2 separate regions of the Homo sapiens genome follow, and region 2 is linked to region 1. The links are chromatin contacts, found by Hi-C or POLR2A ChIA-PET in ENCODE. All regions are on one chromosome and are shown on one strand. Each heading gives the region's core, a stretch centred on a gene start or an enhancer-like site at or near the end of the contact. The rest is flanking DNA. Distances are from core to core; before and after follow the strand shown.

Region 1 (7,057 bases), core at 1,874-4,373:
GCTCAGTTTGAGGCAATACTGCAGGTTGACTACTATTTCTTTTCTTTTTTTTTTTTTTTTTTTTTTTTGAGACGGAGTCTCGCTCTGTTGCCCAGGATGGAGTGCAGCGGTGTGACCTCAGCTCACTGCAACCTCCGTCTCCTGGGTTCAAGCAATTCTCCTACCTCAGCCTCCCAAGTAGCTGGGATTACAGGCACCCGCCACCACGCCCAGCTAATTTTTGCATTTTTAGCAGAGACGAGGTTTCACCATGTTGGCCAGGCTGGTCTTGGCCAGGCTGGTCTTGAACTCCTGACCTTAGGCGATCTGCCTGCCTCAGCCTCCCGAAGTGCTGGGATTACAGGCGTGAGCCACCGCACCTGGCCCGGTTGACTGCTATTTCTAACCATCTGGAATAAACTATAAATCCAGCAGTTTTCAAATGAAACACATGTCTTTTTAGTAATTTAGTATTTGTTGTAGAACGGACTATATCCAAATGAAAATGTATGCAATATTTGTTCCTATTCTCTACAAATTTCAATCTTTTGTGTGTTTGGTTTTTACATTTTGTTTTTTATTTTTCAATTGACATATAATAATTGCACATATTTATGGGGTAGTGATGTCTCAATACATATAATGTATACTTATCATTAGCATATCCATCATCTCAAACATTTATTATTTCTTTGTGTTGGGAACATTCAACACAAATCTAAATCTTTGTCAGTTAATCAGGCATCTGGGATCGCTCACAAATTATCATGTTAGGAATACATTCAGATATCCTTTATTAAGACAGAACTAGAGGCTGGGCATCACCGTGGCCCATGCCTATAATCCCAGCACTTCGGGAGGTCGAGGAGGATTGCTTGAGCCCAGGAGTTCAAGACCAGCCTAGGCAACACAGTGAGACCCCCATCTCTTCCAAAAAAAGAAAAAAAAAACTAGCTGAATTTTCATATTTGAATATAACTACAGTAGGTAAAAGTTTAAGAAAGGGAAAATTGACATTATTAATACAATAAAGATATTGTTTTCTCGACCTACTGTCTTCTACATCAGGGGTTGGAGAGGAATAATTTTTAGATTTGTAAACAGTTTTTTGTTTTTTTTTTTAAGACAGAGTCTCACTCTTGTTGCCCAGGCTGGAGCACAGTGGCACGATCTCAGCTCACCGAAACCTCCACCTCCCGGGTTCAAGCGATTCTCCAGCCTCAGCTTCCCGAGTAGCTGGGATTACAGGCGCCCGCCACCATGCCTGGATAATTTTTGTATTTTTAGTAGAGATGGGGTTTCACCATGTTGGCCAGGCTGGTCTTGAACTCCCGATTTCGTGATCTGCCCGCCTCAGCCTCCCAAAGTGCTGGGATTATAGGCAAGAGCCACCGCGCTCGGCCTGTAAACAATTCTAAAAAATCAAAAGAATTGTATTTCACGTTATGTGAAAATTATACGCAAGTCAAATTTCGTGTCCATAATATGGTTTTACTGGAATACTGTCATTCATTTCCATCTCTGTGTCTGCTTTTGCAACACAGGAAAAAGCTAAACAGGTGTGACTGAGACCCTATTGCCAAGAAGGCCTAACATATTTACTATCTGGACTTTACAGAAAAAAACTTGTCAACACTTTCTTTACAATGTGGAGTCGGCACAGAAAATATGTGCCTTCAGAAAAAGAGCGAAAAAAAAGAGAAAAAAAATCTCTGAAACTCATTAATACATTAACTTTGTAATTAACTTCATGGCCATTAACTTTGGTAATAAAAGGTTGCTGATCCCGTCTGCCCAAGCAACACAGACCACAATTTCTACTTTTGATGATTCATGTATTATTTTCACAGACTTCTGATCACTTGTTTTCTTTTTATTATTTATTTATTTTGAGACGGGGTCTGGCTCTGTCGCCCAGGCTGGAGGGCAATGGCGCGATCTCAGCTCTCTGCAAACTCCGCCTCCCGGGTTCAAGCGATTCTTGTGCCTCAGCCTCCTGAGTAGCTGGGATTACAGAGACCGCCACCACGCCCGGCTAATTTTTTGTATTTTTAGTAGAAACGGGGTTTCACCATGTTGGCCAGGCTGGTCTAGAACTCCGCCTCTGCCTCCCAAAGTGCTGAGATTATAGGCGTGAGTCACCGCGCCAAGATATCTTCTATTTGGGAACATTTTGTTGTCAAGTATCCAGCTGGGTACTTCGGGAGTTAAAAACATTAATTAAGGCATGGTCCTGGAGTCAAGTGAGCTTCGGCGAGAAGTTTGCCATGGACAGCATTTCTGGAGCAAACCCTGTAAGAAGGGCTGAATTCTACATGCCGACATTTCATACATTTCTCCTGCATTTCAGGTTGTAAGTGTGCTGCAGCATGACTGATCTGGCCAAATTCTTCCAGTTTCCTCAAGTGCTTTTCCTTTAGTATCGTTCTGAGTGTTTACAAAGAAATGATTTTCCAAAGCACTTGTGAAGCATCTAGTTCGATTGGAACGCAGTGACGGCTCTATAAAATTCAAAGAAAAGAATCTCCCCGCATGAATAGTTAACAAAAATCGCTTGGGCCGAGGTGGCGGGGTTGTAAAAATTAGCTAGTTATATAGTAATCATTTTTCCATAAATTTAAATATCTCTAATTAAAGAAAAAATTGACGTAGAACAAAATCTGCGGGTGTGTGTGTGTGTGTCTCGGAGGGGATTACCTTATCTCCCAGCGCGGTTCTGAACCCTTCCTTCGCTCAGTTCTCCCTTTAAAAGTCGCCAAGTGGAACGCCCGCCCCCGGACCCGCACTTGCCCCCCTATACTCTCCTCCCGGTCCTCCAGACGGAGCCCGCCCGGCCAGGACACGCCAGCCCCTTCCTCGGCCGGTGGGGCCTCGACCCCCGCCGCCTCGAGGAGGCGCGGCGCCTGCAGTCCACGCGGCCGAGAGCGGGTAGCGGGGAGGGCCGCCCACGACGGAGGTTTCTCTGTGGTTACCTCAGCGGCGCTCTTCGCAATCTGAAAGTTGGGGCAGCTGAAGAGCCCCACCACCTTCACCTGCAGCGGCCGCTCCGGCAGCGACGGCGAGCCGCACCTAGCGTGCGGGGGCCCGCACGGCTGCGGCCTTGCCATGGCCGCGCCCGGGGACGCCCGGTGACCCCAAACACTGCGCGTCGCTCCGGCAACCGCGCGGCCCCGCCTCCGCCGCTCGCAGGAGGCGGGGCCCAGGGGCGGGTCGAGGGCGGCCCGTGGCGGCTGGGCCTTTCCTCAACTTTGCGCCTGTTGCTGGGCCGCCGGCGCGCGGGCGGCCGCGACCGCCGGGGACGAGCTTGGAGGAAAAGGAACCGGGAGCCGCCCACCCGGGGGCGCTCTCCGGACCCCCAGGGTCCTAGCGCGCGGCCCTTACCGAGCCTGGGCGCCCGGATTTCGGCAGCGGATCGCCTTTCCGGGTTGGCGGCCCGCCTGATTGGGAACAGCCGGCCGGTTGCCGGGGGAACGCGGGAGTCGGGCCCGACCTGAGCCACGCGGGCTTGGTGCCCACCTGTGCGCGCCGCCTGCGAAGAAGGAACGGTCTGGGGAGAAGGCGCCGCCGGCCGCCCCCGTCCCCACCGCGGCCGTCGCTGGAGAGTTCGAGCCGCCTAGCGCCCCTGGAGCTCCCCAACCATGAAGCCCAACTTCTCCCTGCGACTGCGGATCTTCAACCTCAACTGCTGGTGAGTGCGTCTGCGGAGTGCGGTCTGGGGGCCACCTTCCGTTCGCACCCATGCAGCCTTCCTCCCCCTATCCCGCCCCACGATCTCAGGGTGTAGGGAAAACCCGAACCTCCAAAGTCCACATCTGGCCCCAGCGCCGGTGGTCCCAGCAGTCGCCTCCCCTGCCCCGCTCTTCCCTTCCTTAGGGGCATTCCGTACTTGAGCAAGCACCGGGCCGACCGCATGAGGCGCCTGGGAGACTTTCTGAACCAGGAGAGCTTCGACCTGGCTTTGCTGGAGGAGGTGAGATTGTGCAGCACGGTGCGGAACCCAGGCTGGGAGGAGGGACAGACCGTCCCACTGGGGAAAGACCAAGCAGGCATCCTCACCGCTTCCCTCAGGTGTGGAGTGAGCAGGACTTCCAGTACCTGAGACAGAAGCTGTCACCTACCTACCCAGCTGCACACCACTTCCGGAGGTGAGAAGCCCACTGGCCTGAAGCCTGTTGTCATCCCAGGAGGCTCTTGGCCCTGCCAGCCCTTCCCTATCCTGCCTGCACTCTCCAGTCTCCTCCAGCCTCCTCTCCCTCTGGATGTGAGAGAAGGAGAAGGGTGAACCAAGAAGGTCCTATGACTTCAGCCCATTTCAGCTTTGTTTTCTGGCTGCCCTATACTCCTCCAAAGGCTGTCGCCTTGGTTCTAGGGCTAGTCCCAGCAGTAGAAAAAGAAAAAAATAGCTGATCAGAGCTGGAAGACAAGGGAGGGGAAGAAGGCTGGGTGTCTCTCCCTGTTTTTCTGGTTATTAAGCAGGGCTTGGCTTTCAGCGGAATCATTGGCAGTGGCCTCTGTGTCTTCTCCAAACATCCAATCCAGGAGCTTACCCAGCACATCTACACTCTCAATGGCTACCCCTACATGGTAAGGCAGACCTTTGACCTCTTCCACCTCCCTTCCCCACCTCCAGTAATACAAGGTAGAGGAGGCAGCCCTCTGAGAGCTGCAGGGGATGGGCAGAAAGATGGTGGCGGTGCCCTGAGTTTCTATCTCCTCCTGCCTGCAGATCCATCATGGTGACTGGTTCAGTGGGAAGGCTGTGGGGCTGCTGGTGCTCCATCTAAGTGGCATGGTGCTCAACGCCTATGTGACCCATGTGAGTGAAGCTGGCAGTGCCTAGGGCTGGGACATGCAGCCCAGTCCTGGGACAGAGAGATGGTACTTCTCTAGCTCTCATACCTGGGGATGAGGTGTGGGGGCAAGATCTTATAAGGAAGCAATGGGCAAGGCTTATCCATTGTATACCAAACACCATGCCAAGTGACAGACACAGGCTTGATTCAGACATACCCCTGGGACCCTCAGTCTTATCTGCTGTGATCTCATCTATCTTGCTCAGCTCCATGCCGAATACAATCGACAGAAGGACATCTACCTAGCACATCGTGTGGCCCAAGCTTGGGAATTGGCCCAGTTCATCCAGTGTGTGAGCCTGGGCTTGAAATGGGAAGTGGGATGGGACCCAGGGGCTGAGGGTGAACAAGGCCCCAGTCATGGGGAAGAGCTGGTGATGGAAGAACTCCCGCCTCACCAACCTGGTTCCCCCAGCCACACATCCAAGAAGGCAGACGTGGTTCTGTTGTGTGGAGACCTCAACATGCACCCAGAAGACCTGGGCTGCTGCCTGCTGAAGGAGTGGACAGGGCTTCATGATGCCTATCTTGAAACTCGGGACTTCAAGGTGAGGACTTGCCTGTTACTTCCCCACCTATATCCCCAGCTTCTCTCCCTCCTTCTCCCCCACATCCTAGCATGAGCCAATGATTCCCTTAGGGCTCTGAGGAAGGCAACACAATGGTACCCAAGAACTGCTACGTCAGCCAGCAGGAGCTGAAGCCATTTCCCTTTGGTGTCCGCATTGACTACGTGCTTTACAAGGTCAGGCTCCTCCCTTCAACATGCTTTCATATGCTGTGTCTCTTTGTCTACTAACCTGTGTAGATCCTTTGCTCAGCTAGTCTAGTCTTGGACCACTGATGGGTGGAAAGTGGGGTAGCCGGGAGCTGGTTCTCTGGGAAGAGGCCCTCATATATAAGCTTCTCTCTGGCCCTTACTTTTCCTAGGCAGTTTCTGGGTTTTACATCTCCTGTAAGAGTTTTGAAACCACTACAGGCTTTGACCCTCACAGGGGCACCCCCCTCTCTGATCATGAAGCCCTGATGGCTACTCTGTTTGTGAGGCACAGCCCCCCACAGCAGAACCCCAGCTCTACCCACGGTGAGTCACCCCCACCCTTTCCTTGGCCCTTGCCCCGCTTGAAGCAGCCCTTCCACTCTTGACTCTCTCCTGCCCCACTGCCCTGCTCTGTTGTAGGACCAGCAGAGAGGTCGCCGTTGATGTGTGTGCTAAAGGAGGCCTGGACGGAGCTGGGTCTGGGCATGGCTCAGGCTCGCTGGTGGGCCACCTTCGCTAGCTATGTGATTGGCCTGGGGCTGCTTCTCCTGGCACTGCTGTGTGTCCTGGCGGCTGGAGGAGGGGCCGGGGAAGCTGCCATACTGCTCTGGACCCCCAGTGTAGGGCTGGTGCTGTGGGCAGGTGCATTCTACCTCTTCCACGTACAGGAGGTCAATGGCTTATATAGGGCCCAGGCTGAGCTCCAGCATGTGCTAGGAAGGGCAAGGGAGGCCCAGGATCTGGGCCCAGAGCCTCAGCCAGCCCTACTCCTGGGGCAGCAGGAGGGGGACAGAACTAAAGAACAATAAAGCTTGGCCCTTTAGTGGCTCTGCCTTTTTCCTTGTAGAGGCGATGGGAGCCAGGGGTCAGTGTGACTGTCACACTACAGACCTTAAGGCTCCTACACATCTTCTCCTGTCCCCATACACGCCCCCACCTCCCACCTGTAGGCGGTGTGAACGCTGTTTGTGGCAGAAACATTTTAATTGTAAACAGCAAGGCTCTCTGCCAGGCAGCCCAGATGAACAGGGGTGGCACTGTGCTGGGGTGAGGTGCTTTCTTTGTGGGAACGAAAGCAGACGGCCCACCCTCGTCTAGCCCTGGGCCCCTGTCCCCAAGGCCAGCTCGCTGAGCCTGCGCTCCTCCTGGAAGCGGATGAGGGCATCTCTCTGGTTGACCAAATCCACCAGCTTCCTCAGGACCTGGTCCTCAGCCTGCCGATCAGCAGCTGTCTTTAGGTTTTCTAAAAGGAGGAGACAAAGCTTAGAGAACAGGGAACTGGGCAGGGAAGCAGGAGGGCCACAACCTAATCCCAGCCTATGTGATTTCTATAACCCGGGCTTTGTTTCCTAAGCTGCCAAATTAGGAGGGTTGCCAACACCAGTGGTTTTCTAGCACTACTGAGCAGCACGATTTTTTTTGAAGGAGATCTTATACAAAAGCCAACTGTGCAGCTCTGATTGAA
Region 2 (7,057 bases), core at 1,276-3,775, 1.5 Mb after region 1:
ATTATCCAGGTGATGCCCATGTAATCACAAGGGTTTTATTAAGAGGGAGTTAGGAGTGTCAGAGCATCAGAGAAAAAGATGTGACAATGGAAGAAGTTCAACTGATGATCTTTGAAGATGGAGAAATGCCAAAGTATGCAGACAGTCTACAGAAGCTGGAAAAAGCCAAGAAACCGATTCTCCCCTGAAGCCTCCAGGTGGAATGTAGTCCTACTGACTTCTTCATTTTATTTATTTATTTATTTAATTTATTTATTTATTTACTTAAGAGACGGAGTCTTACTCTGTTGCCCAGGCTGGAGTGCAGTGGTGCGATCTCAGCTTACCGCAACCTCCACCTCCCAGGTTCCAGTGATTCTCTTGCCCCAGCTTCCCAAGTAGCTGGGACTAGAGGCGTGCCACCACGCCTGGCTGATTTTTTGTATTTTTAGTAGAGATCGGGTTTCATGGTGTTAGCCAGGATGGTCTTGATCTCCTGACCTCATGATCCGCCCACCTCAGCCTTCCAAAGTGCTGGGTACAGGTGTGAGCCACTGCTTCCGGCCTACATTTTAGACCTGCAAAACTGATTTCAGACTTCTGACTTCCTGAAGTATAAAATAATAAATGTGTGATAATTTGTTACAACAGAAATAGGAAACTAATACCAAACTCTCTTACATTGCTCATGGGAATTTAAGTGGTGCAGGTGCTTTGGAAAACAGTTTACCAGTGCCTCAAAATGTTACACTTAAGAGTCAGCATATGACCCAGCAATTTTTCTCCTAGAGAATTGAAAATGTATGTCCACACAAAAATTTGTACACTAATATTCAAAGCAGCTGGGTGTGGTGGCACGCGCTTGTGGTCCCAGCTACTCGAGAGGCTGAAGCACTAGAATCACTTGAACCCAGGAGATGGAGGTTGCAGTAACCTGAGATTGCATCACTGCACTCCAGCCTGTGTGACAGAGTGAGACTCTGTCTCAGAAACAAAACAAAGCAAAGCAAAACAAAACAAAAAAACACAAAGCAGCATAATCCATAATAGCCAAAAAATAGGAACCATTCAAATGTACATAAGCTGCCGGGTACAGTAGCTCACGCCTGTATTCCTAGCACTTTGAGAGGCCAAGGCGGGTGGATTACCTGAGCTCAGAAGTTCAAGACCAGCCTGGCCAACATGGTGAAACCCTGTCTCTACTAAAAAATACAAAAGTTAGCAAGGTGTGGTGGTGCGTGCATGTAATCCCAGCTACTTGGGAGGCTGAGGCAGAACTGCTTGAACCCGGGAGGTGGACGGCGCAGTAAGCCAAGATCGCACCACTGCACTTCAGCCCTGGCGACAGAGCAAGACTATGTCTAAAATAAAAAAAGTACCTAGGTTGATAAATGGATAAACAAAATGTGGTATATCCATACAAAGGAATATTATTCAGTCCTAACAAAATGGAAGTACTGATCCACGCTACATGTATGAACCTCAAAAAGATAGTGAAAGAAGTCAAACACAAAAGGCCATACGTTGCACGAAACCATTTATATATGTTCAGAATAGGCAAATCCATTGAACATAAAGTAGATTATTGGTTGCCAAGGGCTGGCAGGAGGGGGAAGTGGGGCATGGACTGCTACTGGGTGTGTGTGTCAGGGGGGTTCTTTTTGAGGTGATTAAATATTCTGGAATTAGTGGTGATATTTGCACATCTTTGTGAATACACCAAAAATCACTGAATTGTACACTGTAAAGGGGTACATTTTATGGTATGTGAAGTATATGGTAACTTAAAAACTGGGGAAAAATCACGAACAGCAGTACATTTTCTGCGCATCTTTTATGTACTAGGCAACTGTGGTAGTCATAAATTCTGTCACACAGATCGCATAGTTGTCAATAGTGCCCCTTTCACATCAATGTTTTTAGTGCTTATGTGAGTACCTACCGTGCAATCAATCAACCTTTCTAGCATCCTGGGATTCCTTGAAGAATAAAATCTGGTTTCTGAATACCTGACTCCAGGTATGCACACTAGCGCGTACATCAAACTGCGAGGGTCTATGTTATTTTATTTTATTTTTATTTTATTTTTGAGACGAAGTCTCGCTCTGTCACCCAGGCTGGAGTGCAGTGGCGCGATCTCCGCTCACTGCAACCTCCGCCTCCCGGGTTCAAGCAGTTCTCCCTGCCTCAGCCTCCCGAGTAGCTGGGGTTAGAGGCGCCCGCCACCACGCCCGGCTAATTTTTGTATTTTTAGTAGAGACGGGGTTTCGCCATGTTGGCCAGGCTGGTCTCGAACTCCTGTTATCAGGTAATCCGCCCGCCTGGGCCTCCCAAAATCCTGGGATTACAGGCGTGAGCCACCACGCCCGGCCAGTGTTACTTAAAAGTATTACCTCGCACCTGTAACTCCAGGAAAGAGCCGGGGCAAAAATCCGTAACCAAGACAACAGGGCGCGATTCCAATCAAGATGGCCGCCAGCGCCTCTAGACGCCCTCTACGAGGCCGTCCCCGGAAGTGGCGTTACGCGCAGCTTCCGGTTCCGCCTGTTCCGGCGCACGTAATCGCCGAGGGCACGTGCATGCCCCCTGGTTAAGAGTTGCAGGTAGCGGTAGCGATGGACACTCTGGATCGAGTAGTGTAAGTGCGCTGGGTCTCAGCCCCGGGGAGCGTTGGGGTGAAAGGGTCCCGTGATGAGGGTGGTACTGTCTCGGCCTCTCACTCTTCCTGGTTACCCCTCTAATTACCTGGGTGGGGGCCGATCGATCACCAGCCCGGGTCCTCCTCAGCGCGAGCTGCTTGCCAGGAGACAGTGGGGAAGCTCTCAAGTGGGAGCCGTGGGATGGGAGGGATGTGGGATTGAAGCGTTGGCCGCTTTTATCCTAGCCAGTTGAAAAACGTCTGACTTCCGAAGTATGAGACAGATGGTATAGTGGGGTTAGGAGCACAGCCCTCGGAATCCGACAGATCTGAGTGACAGTCTGGCGCGTCCACTTAAAGCTTTGTGACTTTGGGTCATTAAATATCTCTAAATCTTAGCTTATTCTGTAAAATAGCGCTCACCATAGTCATACTTCATAGAGCTGTGAGGGTTAGTTTCGAGAATGTATGTAGAGCCTTTGCTGCAGCACGTAGAAATGTTCATTAGTTTTTTCTTTTCCTTCCAACTTTGTACACTCCTCTGAGTTATCCTTGAATGATACCTGTTTTAAATTTGTTCAAGAATATTTGGGCTAAACAGCCCTGCTGTTACTTGCTGTGATTTTCTTGCTATTTACCTAAGTTAACATGTATCCAAAACGACAGTTTTAGTCATTCAGAGATTTTGCACACCTGCTATGCCTCTAGCTGTTTGGACTACAAAGAGTAGTTTACTAGGTATTGGGACTAGTTCACACGTTAATTGGGAGCAGGCAGCTAATAAAACATGTTAATTGCTATTTGCATTTGTTGCTGTTTAATGAGATACAAAAGATAGAATAATTTGTATCTTTATCAACCAGTAAATGATCAGAAGCTTTATATGTGACATTATATCTGGAGGAGTATTTTAAAAATCTACATGGGAAACTTAAGTGTATGTATGGTCTCTTTTTCTTCCCAAAGTGTCCATGGGACTGGACGAGGGAGGGTCATAATTATTTGGGAGGAAGAATTCTTTCAGTAGATGGCAGAGAACTGTCTGAAAAGCAAGGTGCTCATTGTAGAGGAAGCAGAGGTGAAGCCCCTCTTTTGAACAGAAGTGTGTAAAAACATGCCACTCCTACTGTCACATCATAAAGTCAGAATAATGAATTTATTTTCCCTTCATATTTTACAGGGTAATTGGTCTAGACGAATTTTTAAATCTAGCTTTAAAAAATTTGTTTTTTTTTGAGACAGGGTATCACTCTGTCACCCAGGCTGGAGTGCAGTAGCCCCATCACAGCTCACTGCAGCCTCGACCTCCCTGGGATCAAGCAGTCCTCCTACCTCAGCCTGCTGAGTAGCTGGGACTATAGGCGCACACCACCACAGCTAATTTTTGTATTTTTTGTAGAGACAGGGTTTTGCATTGTTGCCCAGGCTGGTCTCGAACTTCTGGGCTCAGTGATCCATCCACCTTGGCCTCCTAGAGTGTTTTTATTACAGGCTGTGGGCCACCTCCCAGCCCTAGCTCATTTTAAAAATTGGCCTGTTTACTTGCTGTGTGATCTTGGGCACATTACCTGTCTGTTCAATTGCCTCATCTGTAAAGTGAAGATAAGAATTGTAACTCGCGCGTGGAGGCTCACGCCTGTAATCCCAGCACTTTGGGAGGCTGAGGCGGGGGGGTGGGTCACGAGGTCAGGAGATCGAGACCATCCTGGCTAACACGGTGAAACCTCGTCTGTACTAAAAATACAAAAAATTAGCCGGGCGTCGTGGCGGGCGCCTGTAGTCCCAGCTACTCGGGAGGCTGAGGCAGGAGAATGGCGTGAACCTGGGAGACGGAGCTTGCAGTGAGCCGAGATCGCACCACTGCACTCCAGCCTGGGCGACAGAGCGAGACTCTGTCTCAAAAAAATAAATAAATAAATAAATAAGAATTGTAACTCTCAGGATTGTGGTGAAGATTAAGCCTTAATAGAGTGACTCCATGTAAACATCAGCCTTATTATTCCCCATTGTTGGCAATAATACTGGCATTCTCAGCAATGATGTTGGAGTGCAACAGTGTATACTTCCTGGCAGGCATTGTGGTCTTAAACCTAAAAGAAAAATAAGCAGTCGTTAGTCTTATGTTTAGTAAATGTCCACAGGTTGATCAGCAGTTGATGCTCAATTCTTTGTATTAGGGTACAGGATACAGTTTGACTACTTAAAGTTTGAAGAAAAAAGAAGAGTAAGAAAGAGTAAGAGAAAAAAAACAGCAACAGTATTTACTTGAGCCTTTTATTTTTTACTTAAAAAAAAGATTGGAAAGAGCAGTAATAAAAGAATGGTGGGAATACAAAAATGAAAGCTTTTTTTTAAAAGCTATCAAAACACTTATTTAACAATAATAAGGAAATATCTTTTACTAATATCTACCAAAAAAGTGAGATTTTGGCCGGCCCTTGTGGCTCGCACCTGTAATCCCAGCACTTTGGGAGCCGAGGTGAGCGGATCACCTGAGGTCAGTAGTTCGAGAATAGCCTGACCAACATGGCGAAACCCTGTCTCTGCTAAAAATACAAAAATTACCCAGGCGTGGTGGTGTGTGCCTGTAATTCTAGCTACTCGGGAGGCTGAGGCAGGAGAATTGCTTGAACTCAGGAGGTGGATGTTGCAGTGAGCCAAGATTGTGCCATCACTCTCCAGCCTGGGTGACAGAGTGAGACTCCATCTCAAAAACAAACAAAAAAAAACAAACAAAAAAAAGAAAGTGAGATTTTTTTTAAGGGTGGAACCCTAAGTGACAAATATGTTTTTAAGAATTTTCATATTAGTTAAGTCATGGCTTTGCAATGTGAGGAAAATGTTTAAATAGTTATGAATTGTGCTTTTCTGAACAGAAAGCCCAAAACGAAAAGAGCCAAGAGATTCCTTGAGAAGAGAGAACCGAAACTCAATGAAAATATTAAAAATGCCATGCTGATTAAAGGGGGAAATGCAAATGCAACAGTGACAAAAGTACTTAAAGATGTGGTAAGTATATATACTTAATCTTTAAAAGGTATTGAAGTCATTTTAGAATTTTCAGCATGCTAGGATGGGCTGTCGGAGAAATACGTAGATAAGCTTGCCTTACCATAAGAACTACTAGTCTTAGAGAAGAGCTAAAGTTGGGGGTTTATTTACCTTGCGTGGCACCTTTTCTTAAAGCAACTAGTTCTCTTAGTAAATTTTATTATTGTTTTTTAGGAGCACAGGTGGGTCTGGTAGAGTGAAGGTCTCCCTTAGTAAATTTAAACTGTTTTCAATTACTAGAATTTGGCTTACTTACATTTTAGGAAAAAATCTAATTTGTAAAGAGAAGTAACTGCATATTGCTGTATATTTAGTCATTCAACAACACCGGTTACTGTGCCTCTGCTGGGAATTAATAGGTGAGACACAGTTCTTTCAGTGAGCTTAGAGAGATAGACATGTAAAAAGTTCTTACACTGTGCTGTGCTGGAGGCATGGACAGGGTAGGGTGGGAAACAGTTAAAATCACATAGGGGAGGCCAGGCACGGTGGTTCACGCCTGTAATCCCAGCACTTTGGGAGGCCGAGGCAGGAGGATCACGAAGTCAGAAGTTCGAGACCAGCCTGGCCAACATGGTGAAACCCCGTCTCTACTAAAAGTACAAAAATTAGCCGGGTGTGGTGGCGGGCGCCTGTAGTCCCAGTTGCTCGGGAGGCTGAGGCAGGAGAATCGCCTGAACCTGGGAGGTGGAGGTCACAGTCAGTCGAGATTGTGCCACTGCTCCAGCCTGAGTGACAGAGAGAGACTCCATTTCAAAAAAAAAAAAAAAAAATCACATAGGGGGACCCCCACACAGGGTAGGTTCCCCCAGAGATAACACTGCAGCTTCATTTTGAAGGAGAAGTTGGTGCAAGAAGTGGGAGAGAAAGAGAAGATCCTCTGAGGCTGAGAAAGAAGTTTGTGCAAAAGGGAGTATGAAGGAGCATTGATGCATTTGGAGAACTGTAAATAATTGGGCATGGCCAAAGGAGAGTGGGCTAGATGAGGCTAGAAGAGGAGGCATGGGTCACATAGTAACATGAAATTTGAATTCTAATCTGAAAGCTCCGTGTAATCATTGAAAGATATTAAGCAAGAGATACCATCAGTCCTTTTAATTGGCTTGATTAGAGAGGGTTGAGAGCAAATGTAGGAAACTAAGCCATTGCTGCCAGCTAGGTGAAGAGCATCTGGAGTCCAGTGGTGGCAATGAAAATGAGAAATGACCAGAAAGAATAGATGTTGAGGAAAGAAGAGTTGGGAACTAGTGAAAAGTATGACTTCCCAGGTGTTTGGCTTGAGTGCCTGATGGGCAATAATGCCAATTAGAAAATGTATCAAGCGGAGCAGGTTTGGAGGGAAAGGTGAAAGGTTCGGTTTGGGACATGTAATTTAAGTAATGAAAATAA

The links. A loop is a pair of places that touch in the nucleus more often than their neighbours do. ChIA-PET counts read pairs that join two places held with the same protein, here RNA polymerase II (POLR2A). Pooled maps may share reads with other maps.
Region 2: a loop to region 1 is called in a map of CD4-positive, alpha-beta T cell, with 10 times the contacts of the local background. The contact joins the promoter of RPF2 here to the promoter of PPIL6 in region 1. A Hi-C loop is called at or near these places in 2 of 168 maps with a recorded cell type or tissue (CD4-positive, alpha-beta T cell and CD4-positive, alpha-beta memory T cell) and 6 of 50 pooled maps. POLR2A ChIA-PET finds 5 or more read pairs at or near these places in 1 of 52 experiments (naive thymus-derived CD8-positive, alpha-beta T cell).

Annotation. Positions count from the first base shown.
Region 1 is chr6:109,437,505-109,444,561 of GRCh38, forward strand. It overlaps PPIL6 (peptidylprolyl isomerase like 6), which reads right to left and starts at 3,124. Exons shown (of 8, transcript NM_173672.5): 1 at 2,952-3,124. The coding sequence starts at 3,086. SMPD2 (sphingomyelin phosphodiesterase 2) reads left to right here and starts at 3,220. Exons shown (of 10, transcript NM_003080.3): 1 at 3,220-3,667; 2 at 3,853-3,949; 3 at 4,048-4,124; 4 at 4,470-4,563; 5 at 4,706-4,795; 6 at 5,039-5,121; 7 at 5,248-5,380; 8 at 5,473-5,577; 9 at 5,763-5,916; 10 at 6,013-6,415. The coding sequence starts at 3,618. The coding sequence ends at 6,401. MICAL1 (microtubule associated monooxygenase, calponin and LIM domain containing 1) reads right to left here. Exons shown (of 25, transcript NM_022765.4): 25 at 6,558-6,835. The coding sequence ends at 6,687. RefSeq lists silencers at 2,715-3,534, 3,176-3,381 and enhancers at 3,795-3,864, 4,025-4,104.
Region 2 is chr6:110,979,513-110,986,569 of GRCh38, forward strand. It overlaps RPF2 (ribosome production factor 2 homolog), which reads left to right and starts at 2,526. Exons shown (of 10, transcript NM_032194.3): 1 at 2,526-2,617; 2 at 5,494-5,626. The coding sequence starts at 2,595.